Linked DNA regions of Homo sapiens: region 1 is linked to region 2. Evidence: read pairs that join two places in POLR2A ChIA-PET (ENCODE). Cell type or tissue: CD4-positive, alpha-beta T cell. All regions are shown on one strand.

Evidence for each region. Peaks named below come from ENCODE experiments on the same cell type or tissue, not always from the same donor. Only the 100,000 strongest peaks of a DNase experiment are listed, where the experiment ranks them.
Region 1: POLR2A ChIA-PET joins it to region 2 with 10 read pairs; 6 of 35 experiments call an interaction of 5 or more read pairs at or near these places.

What each region holds. Positions count from the first base shown.
Region 1 is chr6:107,706,540-107,714,539 of GRCh38, forward strand. It overlaps SCML4 (Scm polycomb group protein like 4), which reads right to left. Exons shown (of 8, transcript NM_198081.5): 7 at 1,327-1,472. Among named protein-coding and RNA genes, the nearest start is that of SCML4, 110 kb to the right of the region's middle. RefSeq lists a silencer at 6,861-6,970. In CD4-positive, alpha-beta T cell, no CTCF peak of the experiment used is centred here; DNase peaks (open chromatin) are centred at 3,002, 6,302, 6,569 and 6,882; H3K4me3 peaks cover 304 bases; H3K27ac peaks cover 424 bases.
Region 2 is chr6:107,843,794-107,851,793 of GRCh38, forward strand. It overlaps a transcript of SCML4 not described here. Among named protein-coding and RNA genes, the nearest start is that of SCML4, 23 kb to the left of the region's middle. RefSeq lists silencers at 4,392-4,686, 4,458-4,557. In CD4-positive, alpha-beta T cell, a CTCF peak has its summit at 4,607 (motif pointing left); a DNase peak (open chromatin) is centred at 4,628; H3K4me3 peaks cover 1,118 bases.

The sequences.
Region 1 (8,000 bases), 140 kb before region 2:
TCCTTCCCCTCCATGCACGACGTCTGGATTCTAGTCCCCAAACCTGTGAATGTCAAGTTACACGGTGAAGGGGAATTAAGGTTGCAGATGGGATTAAGCTTGCTAATCAGCTGACTTTAAAGTAGGGAGATTATCCCGGATTATGGGGCCAGGTGGGTGGGGGGAGTGGCGGCTGTGTAATCACAAAGCTCCTTAAACGTGGAAGAGGACATCAGCAGTGAGAACCAGGGATGGCAGCCCGAGCAGCCGAACAGGCCTCAGCTTGATGTTACAGGCTTTAAAGATGATGGCAGGGGGACAGGAGCCAAGGACTGATGGTGGATCTAGAAGCCAGAAAAGACAACCAAGCGGATTCTCCCTAGAACCTCCAGAAGGAAAGGCAGCCTTGCTGGCTGAGCCCACTGAGACCCATGCCAGGCTCCTGATCCCCAGAGTGGTAAGACAGAGAATGTATATTGTGTGAGGCAACTACGTTGGTGGTAATCTGTTACAGCACAATATAAAATGAGTACAGTGCCATGCGCGGTGGCTCACACCTGTCATCCCAGCACTTTGGGATGAGACCAGCCTGGCCAACATGGTGAAACCCAGTCTCTACTAAAAATATAAAAATTAGCTGGGCGTGGTGGTGGGTGCCTGTAATCCCAGCTGCTCGGGTGGGCTGAGGCACAAGAATTGCTTGAACTGGGAAGGCAGAGGCTGCAGTGAGCCGAGATTGAGATCGCACTACTGCATTCCAGCCTGGGCGACAGAATGAGACTCCGTCTCAAACAAAAACAAACAAAAACAAAATGCATATAGTAAGCCTGGCAGGTAAATTATTGATTCTTATCTTTAAAAAAATTACCATCTCTATATTTTAGCATATCTCAAAATCATTATAATGCTATCTGCTCAGTGAAGGCTATCCGAGTCAGGAACCGTGCTGAACACCTTTTGTGCATTTTCTTATTTAATCCTCGAAGTGGTTTAGGAACAGGTGCTACTGCGGTTTGCCTGGCATGTCGTTGGTGTGCTGTGAATGTTTGTTGCATTCACAGACGGCTGGATGGGCAGGAAACAGGCACTCCTGACGAAGGCCAACATGAGAGAAGAGATAGGGCAAATATTCCTTTAAAAACAAATTAAGTGGTCACTCTGCTCTGAGGAGCCTGTGGTTGTACCTGTCCCTCTCATCTCTGGCTCCCTTGAGGGTGCCCCTAGGGCTTAGTTTAGAGCACCCCTCCACCACCTCCCCTGGCAGCATCCCGCAGCTCCCTGGACCTCACTCTCCTTCTGTGCCTGCTCCCTCAATCCCCCCCAAGGTCAAACCCACCACTCGCATACGTGCTTTCTGAAGAGCTCCACGTGAGGCCCCAGAGCCTGTGGGTCGGCGTCCTTCACAAACCACACCACGTCCTCCACAGTCCAGGCGGAGGGGTTCCTGCTCCGTGGCCGCCTGGCATCCTGCGCATCCTGAGAAGGGCTTGAGGCTGGATGGGGCACAGAGAGGGAGACCATGAGCCAGTGGGACAGGGCCTTGCACCTACCTGGTGCTGCCTGCCCCCACCTAGCCTGGAAGGGGGATCCTCAGTGCCCATGAGTCCAAGGACCTGGCCCAAGTGACCTCCTGTCATAGGGAAAGGCTGTGAGTGGCAGCTCTATCAGCAGCCCAGAGTGCAGAAGGCCACTCCTAGATATATTACCCTCCCCATGTATGCCAAAGCTCTCTGCTCTCCCAGGAGAGGAAGCACTAGACAGTGGATTCCCTTCAACAGGCTGGAATTCCCACCCTCGTTGGAGTTTTCAAGACTCTCCTGCTCAGTTCTTTCTCGGCAGGCCCAGGGCCTCCTGAGCCTGGGTACTTGGTGACCAGGGCAAGTGTGCTAAGATGAGTGCCCAAATGAGCCTCATCGCGTCAGTGAGGCCAGTGACTTGGGGTCCTTTCTGCCTCCATGGCCTTCACATTGAGAGGATAGAGGCATGGTAGAATTGAGGTGGCTTTTCGTTCTTCTCCACGGTATCTGCAGAATGCAAGTGTGCCTCAGCATCTTCAGAGCCATCCCTGGTCACACATGCAGAAAGAAGATGTCCCCTCACTCACTGCCCCAGGTACACATTGAGTCCTTGCACGGCCCTCTGGGGCTGTCAGAGCATTTGCCCGGGTCTCCCCCACTGCACTGTGAACTCCCTGACCGCAAAGGGCCTAACCTATATCTGGTCCATAGCTGCTTCCTGGGAAATGGTTGCATAGGGCATTTCCCATGCAGCAGGTGAAAAGGCTCAGGACAGTGAAGGAGGAAGACAGCAATGAGTTCAATGGCCGGCAATATTTAGGGTTGATTTTTTGTGTGTGTATGTCCCAAACTAATTCATCCTCTTTCCCTAGAGCCAGCTCCTCTTCCTATCTCCCCCATTTTAGGAACCTACCTCTTTGTCCTCCCCTTTTTGTGTTTCCCACATTTAATTATTCTGAAGCTCTTGGGAGAATGCCTCTGATGCTGATGCCCTTCCACCCCTGCTGCCCCAGCCCCAGAGCCTGCCACCTAACCCCCTGCCATGGGTTCCTAATGGGTATTTTTGGGCCATGTCCTTTTCTTCCTACTGCCTACAACTGCCACTGCCTCACATTCTCCCTAAGACCCATCTCCCAATGGGTCTCCCTTACCAACACACTGAGTCCTCATTCTACCTCAAGGTCAAGGGCTCTCTTGGTCTTAATAATATTTTTCCTTCTTAATGGAGGGGGAGAAGAGCTCTGGTGCCAGAGAGACCTAGGGACAGATCCTGGAGCTGCCCCTTGCTGGTGATTGGACCAGGATGTAGCTCATCATGTGTGAAATGGCAGTGCTTTCTACCTGGAGGGGCAGGTGTAAGGATGGAAATGGGATAGTGCCCTGCCCCGAGGCTGACCTATGTCAGGTGCTCCGCCAAGGGCGGGAGCCTCCCTACCTTCCCCACATCCCTGCTCTCCTGTGCACCACCTGTCTGTCTGGGTACACTTGTTGTGACCGACCGAATGTCTCCCCAGCTTCCTTCCTCTGCCTGTGGCTGGTGCTTTGACTTCAACCTAGAAGGCATTCACCCTCTCTCCTTCCCACTCATGTTCCACCTGATGCCTTCGTGAACAGAAATGTTCTGTGCTTCCTGCAGCCTGCATGTCACCTTCCTACCCCTTTATTTTATTGTATTTTATTTATTTATTTTTCGAGACAGAGTTTCACTCTTGTTGCGCAGGCTGGAGTGCAGTGGCCTGATTTCTGCTCACTACAACCTCCACCTTCCGGGTTCAAGTGATTCTCCTGCCTCAGCCTTCCAAGTATCTGAGATTACAGGCGCCCACCATCACGCCCAGCTAATTCCTGTATTTTAGTAGAGATGGGGTTTCACCATGTTGGTCAGGCTGGTTGGGAACTCCTGACCTCAGGTGATCCACCCATCTTGGCCTCCCAAAGTGCTGGGTTTACAGGTATGAGCCACAGCACCCGGCTTCCTACCCCTTTATTCCTACATCTTTATTTGTTCATCTATCTCTTAAGGTGCTTTCACATTCCACTTTGTAGTACAATTATTTATGAACTTCTCTATAACCTCTAGTTAGATTTTTATTTCCTAAGGATGAGAGCTAAGTTTGAGAGCTCTTCCTTGTCTCTCATCCAAGATATAATCACCAAGAGCTATAAAGAGGTTTTGGATAACAAAAGCTTCCTGACTTGGGCATTTAACAAGACACACTGTAGAATTCCCAGCCACAACTAGGTCCAAGATTCAGAATCAAGAAACGAAGTCAATCTGATATTGCTATTACAACCCAAATGCCTCCTGTGGTTGGATTTTTATTTGATAGGGCCTGGCATTGGGTGAGGGATGGAGACAATTTAGCTAGAAAAAGAAGAATGAGAACAGCATTGTATGTGAGGAGGTGAAGCGGACAAAAGCATGGCAAGAGCTGATTAATTAAAGAGTTTGTGTAGGGGCCAGACGCAGTGGCTCACACCTGTAATCCCAGCACTTTGGGAGGCAGAGGTGGGCGGATCATCTGAGGTCAGGAGTTCAAGACCAGCCCAGTCAATATGGTGAAACCCCGTCCCTACTAAAAATACAAAAATTAGCTGGGTGTGGCGGCACATGCCTGTAATCCCAGCTACTCGGGAGGCTGAGGCTCGAGAATCGCTTGAACCTGGGAGGTGGAGGTTGCATTGAGCCGAGATCATGCCTCCCACTCACTCTATAAAACACCTCGTTGAGCTGTTGCAAGAATTAAATGGCATAATGTTGTAAAGCATTAAACAGGATTACTCATTAGGTAGTTGCTGTTCTTCTTATTATGATGATGTCATTCCATAAATGGCCAGTAGATTTGTTTTCCTAAATCCCAGGGCCACCAGCTCACTCCCCTGTTCAGAAATGTCTGGTTTACAGTTACTACAGAGCAAAGTCCCATCTGCTTGAAATGGATCCCAAACCTCCCAGCATGGTTTCCCTGGTGTCCCTGCACAAACTCTTTTTTTTTTTTTGAGATGAAGTCCCGCTTTGTCACCCAGGCTGCAGTGCAGTGGCATGATCTTGTTCACAGCTCTGTCCTCAGATGTGAGAAGAGCCCCTGGCACACTGTGCCCAGGAAGTCTCTGCTGGCTAGGACCAACCAAAACCTGAGTCTTAACTGCCTGCTCTATAAAAACAAACATTGATTGAGCACCTTTTCTGTACCAGGTGCTAGGTGAAGCGTTTGGTGAAAAATACAAATGTGATCCTCTCATGACAGGGGTTATAATCATTGACTCCTCCATGGCTCAGAGTACATATACAGTCATGCACCGCCTAAGGACGGTGGTCCCATAAGATGATAATGATTCTAGTTCCTATCGCCTAGTGATTTGTGTTGCAATTTTCTCCAGTATTCAGTACAGTAACATGCTGTACAGGTTTGTAGCCTAAAAGCAATAGGCTGTACCACACCGCCTAGGTGTGTAGTAGACTATACCATCTAGGTTTGTGCAAGTACAACCTATGATTTTCACACAACATTGAAATGACCTAAGGATGCATTTCCCAGAATGTATCCCATTGAGTGATGCATGACTGTGTTTATAAATAGGACTTGATAAATGTGAGATGAATCAATATACTCTGCAGACACAGTCTCGGTAACTTATACAAAAGCCTGTGTGTGTAATCTTTACTTCTATTTTAAGGCTAGAAAAAAGACAAGGCTCTGAACAATGAAGCGGCTTTCCTACAGAAGAATTCTAGTTAGAAGTTGAGAAGCCTTCACTTTATTTCCCTTCTTTAGATCTCGGGGCACAGTGGCTTTCTGCTGTCTCTGTCTCCTTCCTCCTTTTAATGTGCCTGAGACGTGCATGCTGCTCCATTAGCACTGAGGAGAATACAGCATCACATTTCTGCGTCTGTCCTAAACACATAATGGTTTGGCTGAGAATTGGATTGACTTTGAGATCTTCCCTGCCTCTTCCTTGTGGGACCTGGAAGGGTCCCATAAGGTGGTTTGGCACGGGGCATTTTTCTGGGAATCTGTTAATGCACCCTGGAGCCATCTGAATGCCGATCCACACTTATTAAAGATGATTTCACTCCATTTAAAGACATCTGCACTCAACATGGGGACGAGGAATCACGGAAATCACATTGCCTTTGGATCCTGCCCCATCAGAACATTGGCGTTAATCAGGGTGAAAATAGATGCTCTGATTACAAAGGCTGGAAGTCTTTAGTGCCAAGAATAATTTTAGAGTGATCAGAGCAGAGGTCAAATCTAATTTCCTGCATTTGACAGGAAGGGGGGAAAACCCAGACCAATTAACAGCATCATTCACAGGAACCTAGAGTCCTTTGAGCTAGGTCAGGGAAACACTTTCCCTTCAACTACAGTGTTGAAGGGCTGAGCCAGGTGGCTGGTTTGTCTTTAAGGAGGAGGCTCTCAGGACGATTGCTGTGGAGGGAAAGAGATAACTGAGATGGCAAAGTGGGCTCTGTTCCTGGTACCTAGGGCTTGCTGTGGGCACTTTTCACTTTTCCAGGATGGAGCAGAGGCAGCAGGGGCCTGGCTCGGGCGTGTTTCTTAGGGGGCCTTTTAGTCATACAAGACAGAGGGCAGCAGGCAGCCTAAGTCACACCTCGGGAGCTGCTCCTGATCCAAAGCACATAGATTCGCTTTAGAAAGGAAGAAAAATGGAGCTTTCCAGTGGCAGGTTTGCAGAGCCTCACAGTGGTCTGTGCTCACAAAAATAATAAATACACTAGCCACTCCCTCTCCAGCTGCAGCGAAGGTGTCAGGAAGACAGATGGGTGGAGCCTGGTGCAGCTGCAGCAGGCAGATGTGATAGATCAACAGTAAGACATGATGGATGTGGAAAAGTCTTGCTCCTAAGCAGACAGAGCATGCCAAGAAGCACTGGCCAGACACCTTTGTGAGCAGGCAGAGTTCTCCAATGAGGACATCGTGCTTGGTCTTGTCATTCCCTGCCAGAGGCATGTGAAAAGTGAAACCTAGTTATGAATGGATTAAATATGCTTGTTTCTAAAGCTGAACTCACATTTACCAGAGCTAGGATGACTATGAGTCAGTGTTTCAAAGCAATCCTGATTCTCACAGCACAGGTACTTGCACACTCTCTGTGAATCTCCCTCTGCCTTACACATGCCCATGAGCACATCCATACGTACATAATTTCCTTTCACTCATTCATAATTCAGGAGAAACTCTTTAGCTAACAACAGAGTCATGTGGAGGAGCGGAATTAGCAGTGAGCTGGGAGTCAGAAACCCCTGCCACCCACCAGCCATGTGATCGACTCTCTGCTTCTCTGTTGTAAAATAAAAGGGCTTGATCTCTAAGCCCCTGCCAGCCCCTTATGACACTGTGTAACCCCTCCCACCTCAGGCTGTTCCCACTAAGGGAGTCACTTCCTCCCACAGCTGAAGGCTGCATCAGTGTGTCCACATGCAAAACACACCGAGTGCAGCCACAGCCAGGCTTCCCGTCCCTCCTGGGCTCTGATCATTCTCTACGGACCTCATTGTCTTCATCTATAAATTGTGAATATTATTTGCTGCTTCTTAAGAATATTTTAAGAATCAAGAGAATGTGTCTCAGGGCTGGAGCCTGACCATAAGAATCTTAAAGACAGGAAGGTCATTGTCTCCGACAGGGACCCCTGTGTCCTCAGGCTGCCTGTGAGCTGCCCAGGCCCTCTTGGTTTCTGGCACCTGGAACTGGGTTGGGAGGACCGGGGCTGGCAAGGGGAAGGGGAGGGAGATCTGTTCTCAGCATCTCCAAGTGACCTGCTCCCACTAGATGCATCCTTTCTAGATACAATGCCATATCAAATGTGTGACATGCCCAGATTAGCCCACGATTATGGCAAAATCACATGGCTTGAAACAGTGCTGTTTTTCATTATTTCTATCTGTTGCCCAGGCTGGAGTGCAGTGGGGTGATCTCGGCTCACTGCAACCTCCGCCTCCCAGGTTCAAGTGATTCTCCTGCCTCAGCCTCCCGAGTAGCTGGGATTATAGGCAAGCATCACTCACTCTATCCAGAGTTTTCAAGATGCCATGTGGTGAGAGAGATGAGAGGGAAGAGAGCCCACTCAATCCTTAGAGTTTAATCAGATTTTTCTTTTCAATTATTTGAGACCAGCTGGCCTGCCTGTGTGAGGAGAGAGCATGTCTCTAGAAACAAGGAGAGACCATGGGCTTGAAGTCAAGCTGAGCTGAGCGAGATTCCTTCTTGGCCACCAGAAGACACTGTGACCTCCTAGCAAGCACTGTTACCTCTGCTGGGAAGCCTCCAGCCATCCCTCCTCCCTACTGACCCTCCCTGGTTGTCTTTCCTCCTGCTTATTCCAGCCAGCTCCACTGCCCCTTCTCTGGGAAGCCTTTCCAGACTCCGAAGGGTAGGCTCAGCCACTCCCTCCCCATCTGATTCTCCCACAGCATCCACACTTCTCCCTGACAGCAATCATCACAATTGTAATGAAATTAGTGTAATAATTTGTTGA
Region 2 (8,000 bases):
GGGACTTTGCCACACACTGGTGTTCACAGAATTAGGGAGACCCTAATAAAGAGATGGGAAGGTTGGCCAGTGCTGCTGGCAATGTACTGTTAGCCAGCTTTGGGAAAATGCACTGTGCTTTCTCCACCACTGAGAGGAAGAGAGAGAGAGAGAGAGAGAGAAGCAAAACAAAGCAAAAACAATGGGGAAATGTTTTTAAAGTTTAAAGGCAAAGAGAAAAATAATGATGGCAGATTGGGTGGGAGAAATCATCAAGGATACAGTATGAAAAGACAGAACAAAATGAGTATGTGCTTGCAAAAGAAAAGCTAGATGCTAGACAGAGGAGAATTTAAAAATAAAATGTAAACCATGCAACAAAGCTATTAAATGATGGGAAACAGACATGAATTTGTGTAAGGAAGAGAAAGGGAGACGATGAGTCTGACAGCAAGAAAACTCGATGGGATATTTGTTGTGGAGGGAGAGTGCCAAGGACGGAAGGCAGAAAAAAGGGCGCTGGTCCTCAAGTACAGAAGTAGAATGGTCTTCTATCACAATCTCTTTTTACCTTAAATGTATTAAGAAAAAATTACTAATGAGCTCACAATGTATCAAGAAGTCAATGATTCAAATCATCTGCCACTGGGCACAGTGACTTATGCCTGTAATCCCAACACGCTGGAAGGCCGAGGCTGGAGGATCACTTGAGGCCAGGAGTTGGAGATCAGCCTAGGCAACAGAATGAGATCCTGTCTCTACATAATATTTTTAAAATTTGCTGAACGTGGTAGCACAGGCCTGTAGTCCCAGCTACTTGGGAGGCTGAGGCAGGAGGATCACTTGAGGCCAAGAGTTCGAGGTCACAGTGAGCCTATAGTCCCAGTGGGGAAGGGGTACAGCTTTCCCTCACTGCAGTCAATTCTCCACCTCATTTGTCCTCATATCAAATTCTGTACCTCTAACACTCATTATATATTTTAGGGAGACTAAGAAATCATATCCCTGGCTGGGCATGGTGGCTCACACCTGTAATCCCAACACTTTGGGAGGCCAAGCTGAGAGGATTGCTTGAGGCCAGGAGCTGGAGACCAGCCTAGGCAATATAGTAAGACTACGACTCAACAACAACAACAAAATGTTTAATTTTAAATATGTATATTAAAAAAAAAAAAAAAAAAGGCCTGGCATGGTGGCTCACACCTGTAACCCCAGCATTTTGGGAGGCTGAGGCAGGCAGATCATTTGAGGTCAGGAGTTCAAGACCAGCCTGGCTAACATGGTGAAACCCCATCTCTATTAAAAGTACAAAAAATTAGCCGGGCATGTGGCACACGCCTATAATCCCAGCTACTTGGGAAGCTGAGGCAGGAGAATCGCTTGAACCCAGGAGGCAGAGGTTGCAATGAGCCAAGAATGCACCACTGCACTCCAGCCCGGGCGACAGAGCTAGAAAACAAAAAAAAAATCTCATCCCCAACATAGTAACACAAAGGAGTTCACATCAGCAAAAAGGATCATCTGAAATTAGGCTTAGAGGTCAAACAGTCTGTCCTAATGCAGTGGGACCCAGAGGCCCCGACCACCAGTTAACATCACTGGAGCCTAGAGACGCTCCGGGGCCCGGCACTAGGAGGAGATGGCATCTACTGTTAGCTTGTTTTCACCTTGGCCTTAGCAGCTACTGGAAAGGTGACGGTTCTCCGGAAATTACAGAATGATTGCCTGGATTCTTTTTTCTTTTCAAACGAATGGAGGAAAAGGGATTTTCTCACTTGCTTGAGAGATTTCCTGTTACTAATTAGAACATTACAATCTTAAGAGGATGATAGGTGACCCAAGTCTGAATTTGAAACTCTTCAGGGACAACGCTCCTTCAGAAAGGAATGGGCAAGGGTGTTCTTTGGAATCCTCAGATTTCAATTGTGTATGACAGAACACAGGGTTACATTAGGGTTTTATGAGCAAGAGGATACAGTGTGGAGACACAGGGCTTTATGAGACCCAAATTACTATGAACATTTACTACACGTGGTATTACATTTTTACCTCGTATCTTCCAGATGCTGGGCCCTTGTTTCTTTCCTCGACAAATGCCTGGCTCCCCATTGAACTCAGGTGCCACACGTGTTGGGCAAATCTGTGGGGAATGTTCCAGTGAAGGTCCTGTCCCCACCTGCAGTGACAGGAGACAAGTGGGCCTCTGATGTGGGGAGAGAAGGGCGCTCCCTGAGTGAGCCTCCTGCCAGCAGCCCGGAGCCGGCCTCAGACTCCACTCTCCCAGGAGGCCAGCACTCCCCAAGTTCTAGGACCTTCCTGGCCAAAGCCTTAGCCTAGCAGCCTGTCCACTGAGGAACTGACTGGATCCTGAAAAAGGTCCTTGTCAAGCACCAATGAACTCCTCCTCCATTCATCAGGGTTTCCTTGGTGTTAAGGGTTGAACTGTATCCACCCCAAAAAATATATGTTGGAATCCTAACACCTAGCACTTCAGAAAGTGACCTGATTTGGAAATAGGGTCTTTACAGAGGTAAACAAGTTAAAGGGAGATCATTAGGTGGGCTCCGATCCAGTGTGACTGGTGTCCTCATAAAAAGGACCAACTTGTCACAGAGATGGGCACGCATAGAGGGAAGAGGAAGTGCAAAGACACAGGGAGACGAGAACCATCCCAGAGCCAAGAAGAGTCTGGAACAGATCCTTCCCTCACCAGCCTCAGACCGAGCCAACCCTGCTGACACCTTGAGTGTGGACTTCTGCCTCCAGAACAGTGAGACAATCAAGCTCTGTTGTCCAAGCCCCCTTGATTGTGGCATTTGTTACATCAGCCCTAGCAGATGAATACACTTGGCCTCCTCTCCTCTGAGACCCAGGCAGGTCAGGGCCAAGGGGGAGCTCATCTGCATCTGAGCCACCCATCTTTGGAGTGAGGGCAATGAACTCAAGCAGGGCCAGGCAGTGTTATTAGGAATATTATAGGTGGCTGGGTTCCTTAGGATGGATTGAGACCCTTGGTCCAAAATCTAAATGTAATAGAAACATATTACATGTTTGTTGTGTGTGTGCATGTGTGTGTGTCCCATAGGATAGTGGGTGTGAAATGGTTACCCAGGAGTTAAGGTCCCCAGGAGGGTCTTGTCTTGAACAAGGTCTTGTTCAGGGTGGTGTACAGGTGGTACCTGTATCATGACGTCCCTATGTCTACCCCACAGAATCATTCCTATTCAGTGTGGACCCCCGTCAAAAAGTAAATCCCTGCCAAAAATAGCAAAATATACATTTGCCCATAAAGAGAAATTAATATAAATATATTCAGCTCCTCTGAAGAAAATTTTCTATAGACATGAAGGGCAGCAGCTTTAGCTACGTGCCATGACTTAAATGATCAGTCACTTCTTTTAAAAATCTGTTAAGAAAGCTAACTTTTTAAAAAAGTTGTGGGGTAGGGGGCAGGCATGGTGGCTCATGCCTGTAATTCCAGCACTTTGGGAGGCCCTGGTAGGAAGATTGCTTGAGCCCAGGAGTTCAAGACCAGCCTGGGCAACATAGTGAGACTCTGTCTCTAGAAAAAAAAATTAAAATTAGCTGGGCATGGTAATGCACACCTGTGGTCCCAGCTACTCCGGAGGCTGAAGTGGAAGGATTGCTTAAGCTGGGGAGGTAGAGGCTGCAGTGAGCTGTGTTGGTGCCACTGCACTCCAGCCTGGGTGACAGAGTGAGACCCTGTCTAAAAAAAATAAAAATAAAAAAAGTCACAGACAAGGTTGTACTTGATCTTACCTGAAACAAAACAGAGAGAAGTAGGATTTTTAAAAAGCTAGCTGGGTTTTTATAAATGGAATTATATAGATAGATTTTCAAAAGACCAAATAGAAATAAGTATCTTGCATAGTGAGGGCTTCCCACATGTTTTTATTTCTCCTCAAGCTTCCCCCTCCCTCCCTGCACCTAAATCCGTTCCCGGCTAGAGTTGCTAGAAGAAAAATACAGGACACCTAGTCAAATTTGCATTTCAAGAAAAACAAGGAAAGCTTTTTCAAAGTGTAAGTACATCCCAAATACTTCATGGGACATGTTTATACTAAAAATTCATTTGTTGTTTATCTGAAATGCAAATTTAACTGGGCATCTTTTTTGGGGTGTGCTGGATCTGGAGACCCTCTTTCTGCCAGAACGCACGGGCTGTGTGAGGGGCGTCCTACTGAGGGTCGGGCTTGATGGCCCGGGTCGGTTATATCTGTCCCCCGGCTAGGAGAGGCTCTGAGGCAATAACTGCAGCTGTTCCCCTCCCCCAGGACGGGGGTCGGGGGTCGGGCCTTGGGGAGCCCCCTTAGGAGGCAAGGCGCTAGAAACTAGAGAAGCGACAGGGACCCTTTTTTTGCGTCTGAGTCCAAGGAGAAACAGCTGGGTCTAAGGGAGACGGTCGGGACTCTGGGTCTGACTCAACGAATGCCGGAGGCCACCCTGAGCTCCAGAGTGGTGGAGTCCGGGACGTGGCTGCGAGGGGTCTGTGGGAGCCGGGGGCACGGCAGCGTCGCTCCAGCCCCACTGGCCGGCCCGGGACTCCAAGAAGAGGCAGCGGATCTCCCAGTCCCTGACCAGCCTGGCCGGGCCCCGGTCGGCCACCTCGCGCCCCCTGGTGGCCACAGAGGGAGAAGCCGCCCGCTCATTTCTCCTGCTGCCGCTGGAATCCGGACTCCGGGGGCTGAGCGCCTGGACCGGAAGGAGGAAGGGAACACGGCAGAGTCCTCGGGGGAGCTAGGGCTTCGTGGGGCAGGAAGAAGACAGTGGCCGTTTCCACCGAAGACACCACGTGCAGTGTCTTCACAGGCAAAGCAATCCCAGCTGTGAATCCCACGGAGCACCTACCTGCTCACCAAATTCTGGTGGCAGAACGAAGCCTCCGGTTGACGTCCCCAGGGGAGATCCCCCGTCGCTCCTGAGAACACCTTTGCCGACTCCCCTCTGCAGGCATTAGGCCATTGGGGAACTGAATGCTTTCCTGGCCCCACCAGTTAGCCACCTTGTGTGATACGGAAATCTCATCTTTTCAAATATAAGACTTGTCAAGCTGTAGGAAAAATACATGTGAACATCCTCCTCACTCAGCAGTAACATCCTCAGGCTCTTGCAGCTAACCCAAAATGAAAAGATCGAGGTCTGAAGACTTGGTTTACATTATTCACACAATGATTTCATCCTCTTTCCCCTTCCCTCAAGGCTGTGGGAATGTTCTCTAAGAGGTGGAAGAATCCAGACTCAGGTGTTCTGAGTGAAAATCAAGGGCAAGGGTTGTGCTTACGCCCCACGCGGCTCTTCCCCCACCCCGCCCGTCCCCCAGCAAGTTAAGGGCAGAGTGGTCAGAGCCAACGCTGTATTCAAGATGGCTAATTTTATTGGTCAGTTTGGCCAGACCAAGGTACCCAGATACTTGGTCAAACATTGATCTGGATGTTGCTGTGAATGTATTTTTCAGATAAGAATAACATTTAAGGTGGGGCCGAGGCAGGAGGATTACTTGAGTCCAGGAATTCAAGACCAGCCTGGGCAACATATGAGACTGTCTCCACAAAAAATTTTAAAAATTAGCCAGGCATGGTGGCTCCACCTGTGGTTCCAAACTATTAACTGCTTGAGCCCGGGAGGTCGAGGCTGCAGTGAGCCGAGATTACACCACTGCCAGCCTGGGCGACAGAGTGAAACCCAATCTTCAAAGAGAGAGAGAAAGAGACATTTAAACCAGTAGATTGGGTAAATTACCCTCCATAATGTGGGTGGGTCTCACCCAATCAGTTAAAGGTCCTTTCCTTTTAAGAAAGGAGAAAGCTCGACCTTCCTGAGGAAGAGGGAATTCCGCCTCCAGGAGGCCTTTGGTTTTGAGACTGCAGCATCAGTTCTTCCCTGGGTCTCCAGCTTGCTGATCTACCCTTGAGATTTAGGACTCAATCTCCACAATCACATGAGCCAGTGCCTTAAAAAATCAATCAATCTGTCTCTACTGATAGAAAGATCTATTATCTATCTATAGAGAGAGGGACATCTATATGTCTATATGGATAGATTATCCATCTAGAGAAATAGAGGGAGATTTATTAATAGGAGATATATATACATCCGTGTGTGTGTGTTTATCTGTCAATCTCCTGTCGGTTCGATTTATCTGGAGAGCCCTGACTGAAGGTCCTTAGGGCCTTGGCATCAGCTCAGCCCAGGACCATTCCCCTCACCCACTCCAGAGCATGGCTCTAGCAATCCCTATCTCCTGCCTTATCACCTTCCCTTTCCAGTGGGTGATTTCCTTCTGCAGAAAACAACTGTTGTTTCTCTCATTCTTGAAAATCTTGACCCCACTTCTCTTCCAGCTACTACTAGTTTTTGTTTTGTTTTTTGTCCTGTCTGCAACAAAATTCCTCTAAAAAGTCTGTACTTTCTCCAAGTTCTCTCCTCCAATTCTCTGTCATTTTATTGTGAAATATAGCACACACAGAGAAAAAGGGCAAAACCAGAAACATACAGTTTGATGATTTCTCCAAAACCCTTACAACCGCCAACCAGATCAAGAAATAGCACATTGGCAAGAGTTCAGAAGCCTTCCTCATGCCCCCTCCCAGTGTCCACCCCATCTGCCCCTAAGGGTAAACACCATCCTGACCTTCATGATAATCAGTTCCTTGATTTATTTTTTTTGTACCATCTAGGCATGCATCCCCAAACGCTGTACTTCATTGTTACCCATTTTTTGATCTTCAGATAATGAAATAACACAAGGAGTCATCTGTAAAATTTACCCATGTCAACATGTATAACTGCATTTCATTTGTTTTTGTTAAATTGTAGAATCTTTTTGTTGTTGTTGTTGCTGTTGTTGTTGTTTTGTTTTGAGACGGAGTCTCGCTCTGTCACCCAGGCTGGAGTGCAATGGCACGATCTTGGCTCACTGCAACCTCCGCCTCCCGGGTTCAAGCGATTTTTCCTGCCTCAGCCTCCCGAGTAGCTGGGACTACAGGCCCCCGCCACCAGGCCCGGCTAATTTTTGTATTTTTAGTAGAGATGGGGTTTCACCATGTTGGCCAGGCTGGTCTCGAACTCCTGACTTTGTGATCCACCCCCCACCCCCACCCCACCCCCTTGGCTTCCCAAAGTGCTGGGATTACAGGCATCAGCCACCATGCCCGGCCAGTACTTTGTGGAATCTTAATGCATTATTTATCCACTGCTGCATAATGTATTACCCCAAAACATAGCAGCTTTAGACTAACGTTTATTATTTCACATACGTTCTGAAAGTCAGGAATCTGAGAGTGGCTTAGCTGGGTGCTCTGGCCCAGGGTCCTCTCATGCAGTTGCAGCAAAGCTGCTGCCTGAGGCTGTCGTCTCTGAAGACTTAACTGGGGCTAAAGGAGCCTCTTCCAAACTCACTCCCAAGCCTGTTGACAGACTTGGGTTCCTCACTACTTGGGCCTCTCCATAGGGCTGCTCATGACATAGATTCCCCAGAGCAAATAAGCCAAGAGACAGAGTGTGAGTGACAGAGCTCCCAAGATGGAAGCTGTAATGTCACGTTGCCTGTCACGTGGCACAGCATCACTGCTGCCCACAAGCCACTGGTCACGTAGGAGAACCCTGGCCCACATGGGAGGGAACCACATGAAGATGTGAGCACCAGGAGGCAGGAATCATCTGAAAGGCTGCCTACCACAACCCTTGGATAAACACAGAAAAATGTACCCATTCTTTTAGTGGTAAACATTTAGGCTGTTTCTAGTTTAGGGCTATTGTGATAGAGCTTCTGTGAACATTCTTGTTCATGTCTATTGGTGCATACGTGCACGCATTTCTTTCGGGTAAATATCTAGAAGTGTAACTAACGGCAAACTGTTTTACAAAGTGATCCACAAATGTACACACCCTCCAGGAATATATGAGATTTCCAGTTGTTACATGTTCTCAATTCCACTTGATATGGTCCATCCCTTTAACTTCAGCCATTCTGGTGAGCTTGAATTAATAGCTCATCGTGG